3 separate regions of the Homo sapiens genome follow, and all the other regions are linked to region 3. A link is a contact called in ENCODE Hi-C data. All regions are on one chromosome and are shown on one strand. Each heading gives the region's core, a stretch centred on a gene start or an enhancer-like site at or near the end of the contact. The rest is flanking DNA. Distances are from core to core; before and after follow the strand shown.

Region 1 (2,700 bases), core at 124-2,623, 44 kb after region 3:
CACATCTGGACTTAATATTTTATCTGTCTGAAAATATATTTTAAAATGGATTTGATACTTTTCTTGATACCTGGAAGGACTTGAGGTGTCCGTCTCATTATTATGCCTATTTTTGCCCAAAATTCTTGGCTCTGACTGGCCTTCCCCTTTGTCAGCTAAGTGTGCAAAACTTGTCAGACACAGGCCCTGTGAGAAATCAGCACAAAACAAAATGGGAGACAAAGATGCAGAACCCATCTTGTGCTCTTTGATGTGCTGCAGTCAATGACTGAGGCTCTTTCATCAGCAAGAGCGTTTGGGTTCCCTGTTTTTTTCATTGCAACTTTCTTCCTCCTCACTCCAAATTAGCTGAAACTTTACCAGTTAGCAGGGTAGGGTGTCATCTACCCCAAGTTTTGGTATATAGTTTTCTTTCTGATTGATTATAAGCATCTTAACAACCATTTTCTGTAATGGGATTACTTTCAATGATCAAGTACGATTGAAAATGGGTTAAAGGTAGGGAAGATTTTCCTCCAGCCCCAGAAACTTACATGTTCTCAAATGCATGCAAAATTCTCTCTCTCTGTCCATGACTTCCTCAGCCTAACCCTCTGTTTCTATGACTCCTAAACTCAACCTTGCACTGGCCCCTGTGTTTAGAAATTGCATTTGGTTTCTCTGATAATCGGTTTTTTCCAGCCAGCTCTGCATTTTTCCTAGGCAGACAGCATGGAGTCACAAGAGTGACAGCTCATACACTGAGTGCTACAGGGGTTAAGGCGTTTTCCTGTATTATCTTATTTAATCCCCAGGGCACTGCGGTTACCATCCTCATTTTGCAAGTGAGGAAACAGGCTTGAGAAGGTGAAGTAATCTCAGGCACCAAGTACGAGGTGGAATTCAGAATCCAAACTTGGGTGCAGAAGTCAGAGCTGTGCTCGGAAGCTGTGTCTGCCTGGATTCCATTTTCTATCCTACTAACAATCAGCAAGCACTTCGAGGGCTCTGGCATGTCAGGGCCCTGTGTCATGGTGCATGGATAAACAGAAGCCCTAGTAAATGCTGCACCATTGCATCCACTTAGATAATACGATGCCCTACTTGTAATATATAATTGAGGTTTATTCCTCACAGGAATTGAAGGAAAAGGGACAGAGATAATGTGATTTTATGCAGTCTACTCTCCTCCTTCCCCCTGCCCTTCAGAATTAATCCCTTGGAGCCAAGAAGGCTGCAAGTCCGGCTGCCAGGGCCTGGCAGAGAATCTCGCTGTGTTTACTTTCTCATATGTTCTTCTGTGACCTTCTGTATCTGCTTCTGCCTCCCAGGCTTGTTTCTGGGAAGCAGAAAGCTGGAGAGTCGCTCAAGAGAGCACTGGCCCCTGTGTCAAAGGGCAGAGGCTCTGGAACTTGGGCCGAGCACTAATTATACATGTGACATCCTGCCCTGGCTGCAGGCTTTCTGTCTCTCATTTTCCCAAGAAATTGGACATTTGATGATAAAGCAGACTTTATCCTATCCCATATTTTGTTCTAGATATTTATTTTGTATCATGATATTTTATTCCAGAAGTTTTCTTTTTGTGATTATTCATTTAAAAATAAGTGACACAGCACTTTACACATACCTGGCCAATGCATGTTGATGCATCAAATATGCATACATTGTTCAAAATGATTGTTCAGCATCATTATGTTTTATTGGACCATTTTGTGGATGATCTTACTTGATGTTCACAACAGCCAAGTGAAAAAAGCAAAACTAATTCCACATAACAACTGAACGTTTGCTGCACAGAAACATGGCTGGCAGGTGGTCTAAGGTCTAATGGAGCCAGCTGGTGCTGTCTTCTGCATCAGAGGCCCTTGCTAAGTCACAGCCACCGCTGGTCCTGGCCTAGGAGTTAAACCACAGACCACAGTGAAAGACTTGAAAGTGCAAATCCATTAACATGATCATCCCTGGCTTATTGCTAAGTAACAACAATTATCTTGACCCTTTTAATAGAAGAGGACATCCGCAGGCCTGACTGTGAGTGAGGCAGCTCACCTGGTCTTCCCACTCAGGGAAACAGTGAACTTTTCCTACCTTTCACTTGGTGCCCCAAACTAGGGTCCTTTTTCTTCGTAACACTTCTAAGTGTTTTAAATTAAATTAGTATTTGTTGTTTACCCTTTGTTTTTCTTAAACAACAATAAAAAAATTAGCTGAAAAGAACAGAAGGCAAACTGTAGGATAAACCATATATTTGTATATGTATGTATGCATGCACATGTGTGTGTTCACAGATATGTGCATATGTGAGTGTGTACGTGTATGCCTGTGTTTTTGAATTTCTGTATATTTTTGTGCATGTTTGTGGGTATGTTTTTATGTGTGTTTGTATGCATGTATGTTCGTGAGTATGTGTGTGTGCATACATGTGTACCTACAAGAGGAACAGATATATTTGCTTTGGTGTTTCTTTGCAGATTCTCTATGTTATTATTTTTTTCTTTTGTATCTCACCAGGTCTGCTTGTATGGAGCATTCCAGGCAGGAGTATAGTGGTTCCCACTGGACAGATTAATTTCTTACCTATAGCATAATCTCAACTTCTCCATCATTGCTCATAGAAGAGTCTATATCTTTAGCTCTTCCTTCTCTGATTTGCTAAAGGCTACATCCTTGTGTCTTGCAGACACCCACCTCCTCTCTCATATAGTCTATGAAATGCCT
Region 2 (2,700 bases), core at 47-2,546, 61 kb before region 3:
GGAAGTGATGCTGTGCAACCCTTGAGCACTAGGCATTAAGAGGCTGTGCACGTGTTTGTGGTATCCCTTGCTTCTCTGCTTTGACCAGCTGTCTTTGCTGGGCCCAGACATGTGTGAGAGCCCAGCCCAGATCAGTAAAGCCACACATCCAATCTCTAGTCAACTCACAATTGATAATAGGGAGATTTGAAAATATGAAAAAGCAGAATATAAAATGGGATATATATTATAACAACCCTTTGTTTTTTACAAAAATTCTCTTGTATACAAGAGAATACACAAACATGGAAATAATTGCAGAAGAGTGATGGGTTTATGCACCTTTAAAAAAATAAATAATATTCTTAATTTTATCACAAACAACAAATGTAAAATCTTTCCTTATCGCCAAAACATGTGTGCATCAATTTGTTTGGAGTAAATACAATATTTTCCATAAATGCAATTGTATTTGGAATTCTATTTTATTATTTAAAAAATCTCACAACACCTAAGTGAACCCCGTGATCCCAGCTCAGACCAGTAGAACTGCTCAGTTGAGACCGTAACTGCCCAGCTGGCCCACAGGTGGCTAGTAAAATGAAATGCTTGTTGTTGTATGCTGCTAGGGTAATTCAGTTGTTTGTTACACATCTCTGTTGTACAATAATTAGCCATTACCTGTGTGGTTTTAGGTAAGTCATCAGCCTCTTGACTGGTGGTGCCAGCCCCTGGACTGCAGACAGCAGTGGAAGAGAGGCCCAGGAGAAGGGTCCTATGGCGCTCTCAGGGAAGGCTGTGTGGGTGCTCATGTGGGCCCCGTGTGTCCATGGAAGTCTATTTTAGTGATAGGGTGGATGGGAAGACATGGAGGAAATAAGATAAACTTGAGTGCAGCTCCCATAGCACCCATATTTGTCAATTGGTCACAGTCCATGTGTTTGAAGTTATTGCCCCTTTAAGTTCTCTCTGAATAACAGTGAGAAAGATGAGAGAGACAAAAATAAAAAAGGCAGAGAAAGAGAAAGAAGAGGAAGTTACATATAGGATGTGTAATTTGAAATAAACATTAACTGAAATAAACATGAACTTCTCAAATTTGGTTTCTGTTCCCCTAACGCCACCATACTGCCCACCACACCAGGTGTATGACAGCTGACACTATAGAGCAGCGGTTCCCAACCTTCCTGACACCAGGGATGGGGGTTGGTTTTGGGATGAAACTGTTCCACCTCAGATCATCAGGCATTAGTTAGATTCTCATAAGGAGGGCTCAGCCTAGATCCCTTGCATGTGCAGTTCACAATATGGTTTGCGCTCCTATGAGAATCTGATGCCGGTGCTGATCTGACAGGAGGCGGAGCTCTGGCAGTAATGCTCACTCACCTCTGCTCACCTCCTGTTCTGTGGACCGGTTCCTAACAGGCCATGGACCAATGCTGTGGCCTGGGGGTTGGGAACCCCTGCCATAGATCATTCCAGCCTCATTACACCTAGACTTAAAAGTCATACCATCAAGACAGATGCTTCATGATGACTCTGATTGAAGTTTTGATTGTACAGTAACAGCTAGTGCCACACGTATAGTGCTTAATCACATCTTCGTGTGGACATTACACAAATAGCTAGGGCAAAGACTTCAACATCTTTTCCCTCTTGACACTCTTCCTTGTAATCTGACCTGCAATAGTAGCACTGGCCTGAATTGAATCCTCTGGGCTTCGCGGATCTGATAAGCAACAGTTTCCTGGCTCTTATTTATACACTCTTCTTTCCCAGCCAGAGAGAATTCTCTGTTCCTTTCTTACAAAAAAAGTGCCCCCCCTTCTTAGCCTGGCTAGCCTCATTGCATTTCTGCCCTGTCAGTCTTTCATTTTCATTGGCAAAATGGGAAAAATGACATCTGCCTTTTCTGATATTATATGGTTATTGCAATGGTCAAATGAAGTGATTAAGGTCCAAATGGAGTTAGTGTTAAGCATCAGGAACTCTGCAGGATTCCAAGATGATTTGGTCATGGATTCTGTCCTAACAAAGAAGAAAAATGTAAATAATTTATAGATTCATCCTTAGTTTATCTTTATTTCCCCACCCCGTGGAAGTGGATTAATAAGAAAAATAGACTCTTTGTGGTGAATTCTTTTTAATAACTGCCCCTCAGGCTAGAAAAGAGAACTAGGATCAGTGACATTGGTGAGCAAATGTCTTCCTCTAGAAAAACCTTTGCTCTATCATCACACAAGTCTTACTATTTAAAAAGGGAAAAAAATCCTTCCATTAAAGAAAGAAGCATAAGTCAAAGGCCTCTCTCACAGACTTCAAACTGTTAAAGGTAACTAGAGGTGACTGACCAAATTAGGTCAGGCAATAAATAAGAAATATGTTTAATCTTATCAGGATTTTCCACTCCGTTTTCTGTTTTGTTTCATAGATGGAGGGTAGTTAAATATATCTCTACTTTGAGTTTGAAAATACGCTTTAGGAATTGTATCTTATCAGTAAGTGCTTTACAAACACCATTTATTATCTGATTTGAAATATTGCTAATCCATTTGAACAATCTCATTTATCAATGGTATGTCGAGGAAATTTTGTGCCATATATGAATATATATGTGTAAGATTTTTCTCAGTATTGTTAAAAACAGTAATAAGTTGAATTCAGCATAAATATCCAGCAACAGAGGATTTTTAAAATAAAATATGACACATCCAAACAATG
Region 3 (2,700 bases), core at 175-2,674:
GGCAAGAAGGGGCTGGGAGAAGATGTGGGGCTGGGGTAAGCCTGCTGAAGGCATTTCCACTCTGCCTTTTTCTGGGGCCCTGAGGGGACTCGCTCTTGGCCTGCGGCTATACTGTGGGATGTCTCTGTCCCACCACAGTGTGTGCCTGTGAGTGAGGCTCAGCCTTACTCTTCTCAGTCTCCTGCACCTGACTTACACCTCCTTTCAGGAAATGACAATGAGGACATAGAGGTGTTTGTTACGGATCAATTTCAAGTAGAACCATAACCCAAAGGGGCAGCACTCTCACAGAATGATCGACTTCAGCCAAGGGACAAAAGGGTGTTTGCTCATAGTGGAAAAGGAGAGAGAGAAACTAAAAATTAGGAGCGGGAAGTAAGACTAAGTGCAAAATCCCTGAGAGATTCTAGGTGAGCTGGCCATCCATTTAGGAAGAGATGGGCTGTAGGAGTAAAGTCTCATCACTGAGGAAGGTGCCTGGGTAGGTAGTGCAGGAGGAACGTAACCTGTATCTTAACCAATCAGCACTTTGAAATCACAAAATTCAGAACTCCCTGAATTCTGGATCCAGCCAGGACTGGATCCTTTCATGGGTTGAAAGGCTCATTCTAGTCACTGGAGCTTATGGAAAACTAAAGAGTATTTTTATCATGAATATTCCATTTTTGACATCTGTTAAGTATTAGGAATATCTTAGACACTGCGCAGAACACGAACTGAACACTCTTGGCAGGGGCTGCTGGTGAGTGTGCTCTTAGGTAAAGTAAGCGGACACAGACCCCCTGTTCAAGAGAGGAAACCATGGCTGTGTCATCAAATGGGCCGCCCTGGGAGACACCTGAGCAGTCAGGACACACCCAGAGTTGTGCCTTCAGGGTTTTATCGTCTTTTCACATCACTTTTTCCTATTATCGTGTCATGCGTTCCCATTTTGCCAGTGAAGAGTATGAGCCTCAGAGAATTTATGTGCCATTTACCTGGTAAGTAACCAAGTTGGAATCAGAATGAGGAAATGCAGGGAAAATTTAAATTTCATTCCTTCATATCACAAATATCTCTTGACATGTGTTTAATTAAAGTAACGAACTGAGATTTACTCCATGGGGAAACTGTAGTCTCAATAAAGGCACTTGGGCAACTCCAACTCCTTGACTTCTGGTAGTTTACATTCTTGATGTGATTTTTGTATATATTTAGGAGGCTAAAGAGGCCAAAACCAAAAATGCAATCTTTTCTATGTATTGTTTAAAAGTGAATAAAAAGTATTCCTTAATTTGCTTTATTAGAAAAGTATTTCTTTTAAAATTCCTGATCCTTTATGCATTAGGGCGAAGGGTGAGATTTGCACCTTGTCACCACTAGATGGCAACATCTGAGCGTAGAGTTCAGGCTCAGCGCGGTGGGCACCAACATTCCACAGGGCGCCTGACATGCGGCCTGGGATGGCGCCTCAGAAGGTTGGGCCAGCCAGCCAGCAAGCACCTGTTCCCTGATCCTAAAATAAACCATGGCGGGTCAAAACTCCTAATTGGTTCTATACACCTCTGAAGCCCAGCTCTCCTCGCATTCCACCCTGCTTGAAAAACTAGCAATGGCTCCCTCCAAAGACTAATGTCACCTATCGTCCCCAGATAGAGATTTGATCAATCCTTATTTCTTGACTTTTTCTGTGCCCTGTGTTGGGGAGTGTGGTGTGTCCAGGCCCATCAGAGCTGGCCAGCCAGCCTGGTAGAGGGGTATTGCTCATGGCCATAGAGCCACTGAGCAGGACAGCTGGCCAGCACCCTGGACGACTGAGGATTCTGTCCACAGACACAGACTCATCCACAGAGCTTGTGAGCCATGTAGGACATTTATCCGTGTGCTTTTGGCTGAGTGCAGACATCCAGAGGGTCAACCAAATGGATTGCTTCAAGCAGGTGGCAGCGTGCCTTCCCCGGCATGCTGAGCTGCTGGCCTTCTCCCCACCTCAATTCATTCCTTGCCTGCCCACTACCAGACACATTTAACCTATACCTCTTTGCCACTGTTTCCTCACAGTTGGGCACAGCATTTGGCACAGCTGCTGGAGGAGTCTCCCTGGCCTTTCTGCCCTGAAGAAATCACTCCTGAGCTGTGTGGCTGGGCTCAGGGCCTTGGACTCTGCAGCTGGGATCTCTGGGTGGGATTCAGGCACATGCCTTGAAGCACCCAAGTTAGCAGCAGTCGTTGAGGTGTTTGTTAGTCTATGAACCTTTCCAGTACCCACTCCCTCAGTGGCTCACTGTTCCAGAGACTGCACCACATCCTGGCTATGTGATGTGAATGTCTGATTCATGCCTTCCAGGGCAAACAATCAAGTCAGAGGAAGAGGCAGAGAGATTCTAACATGAATATAAGGGTTGAAGTCCACGGGAGGTGGGGAGGCAGAGGGAGGATGATTGCTCCATCTGGGACTTGGGGAAAGGTGCAATTTGGTAGATAGAAGGACCTACAGGCATCCACCAGGCTTGAGAGAAGGTCCACGCACCCCCTCTTTCTCCTTCTTCAGAATTTCTTCTGGCTTGTGGGGCCTACCTCCTTCTACAGAAGTTGGATTGAGAAGGGTGGGGCTGTGCTCCTCCTGAGTGTGAGGAGATCCAGAAACCTGGTCCTTAGGCAAATGTCTAGGTCTTTCTTCACTTACATGAGGCCTGAGCTACTTCCCCTTGGGAGGAGGTG

Evidence for each region. Hi-C counts contacts between places; a loop is a spot of excess contacts on that map. Pooled maps may share reads with other maps.
Region 1: a loop to region 3 is called in a map of heart left ventricle, with 2.1 times the contacts of the local background. The contact joins two enhancer-like sites. A Hi-C loop is called at or near these places in 4 of 168 maps with a recorded cell type or tissue (CD8-positive, alpha-beta T cell, Caco-2, breast epithelium and 1 more) and 2 of 50 pooled maps.
Region 2: a loop to region 3 is called in a map of IMR-90, with 2.2 times the contacts of the local background. The contact joins two enhancer-like sites. A Hi-C loop is called at or near these places in 2 of 168 maps with a recorded cell type or tissue (IMR-90 and endothelial cell of hepatic sinusoid) and 2 of 37 single-sample maps with no recorded cell type.

What each region holds. Positions count from the first base shown.
Region 1 is chr7:47,043,972-47,046,671 of GRCh38, reverse strand. The region is part of intron 2 of LOC105375268 (a long non-coding RNA gene); the gene reads left to right. Among named protein-coding and RNA genes, the nearest start is that of SNORD151, 420 kb to the left of the region's middle. Within about 2 kb of position 1,373, at least 4 of the 41 ENCODE cell types and tissues checked have a DNase peak (open chromatin) inside an H3K27ac peak, as active enhancers do.
Region 2 is chr7:47,148,052-47,150,751 of GRCh38, reverse strand. No RefSeq gene overlaps it. Among named protein-coding and RNA genes, the nearest start is that of SNORD151, 320 kb to the left of the region's middle. Within about 2 kb of position 1,296, at least 2 of the 41 ENCODE cell types and tissues checked have a DNase peak (open chromatin) inside an H3K27ac peak, as active enhancers do.
Region 3 is chr7:47,087,660-47,090,359 of GRCh38, reverse strand. No RefSeq gene overlaps it. Among named protein-coding and RNA genes, the nearest start is that of SNORD151, 380 kb to the left of the region's middle. Within about 2 kb of position 1,424, at least 2 of the 41 ENCODE cell types and tissues checked have a DNase peak (open chromatin) inside an H3K27ac peak, as active enhancers do.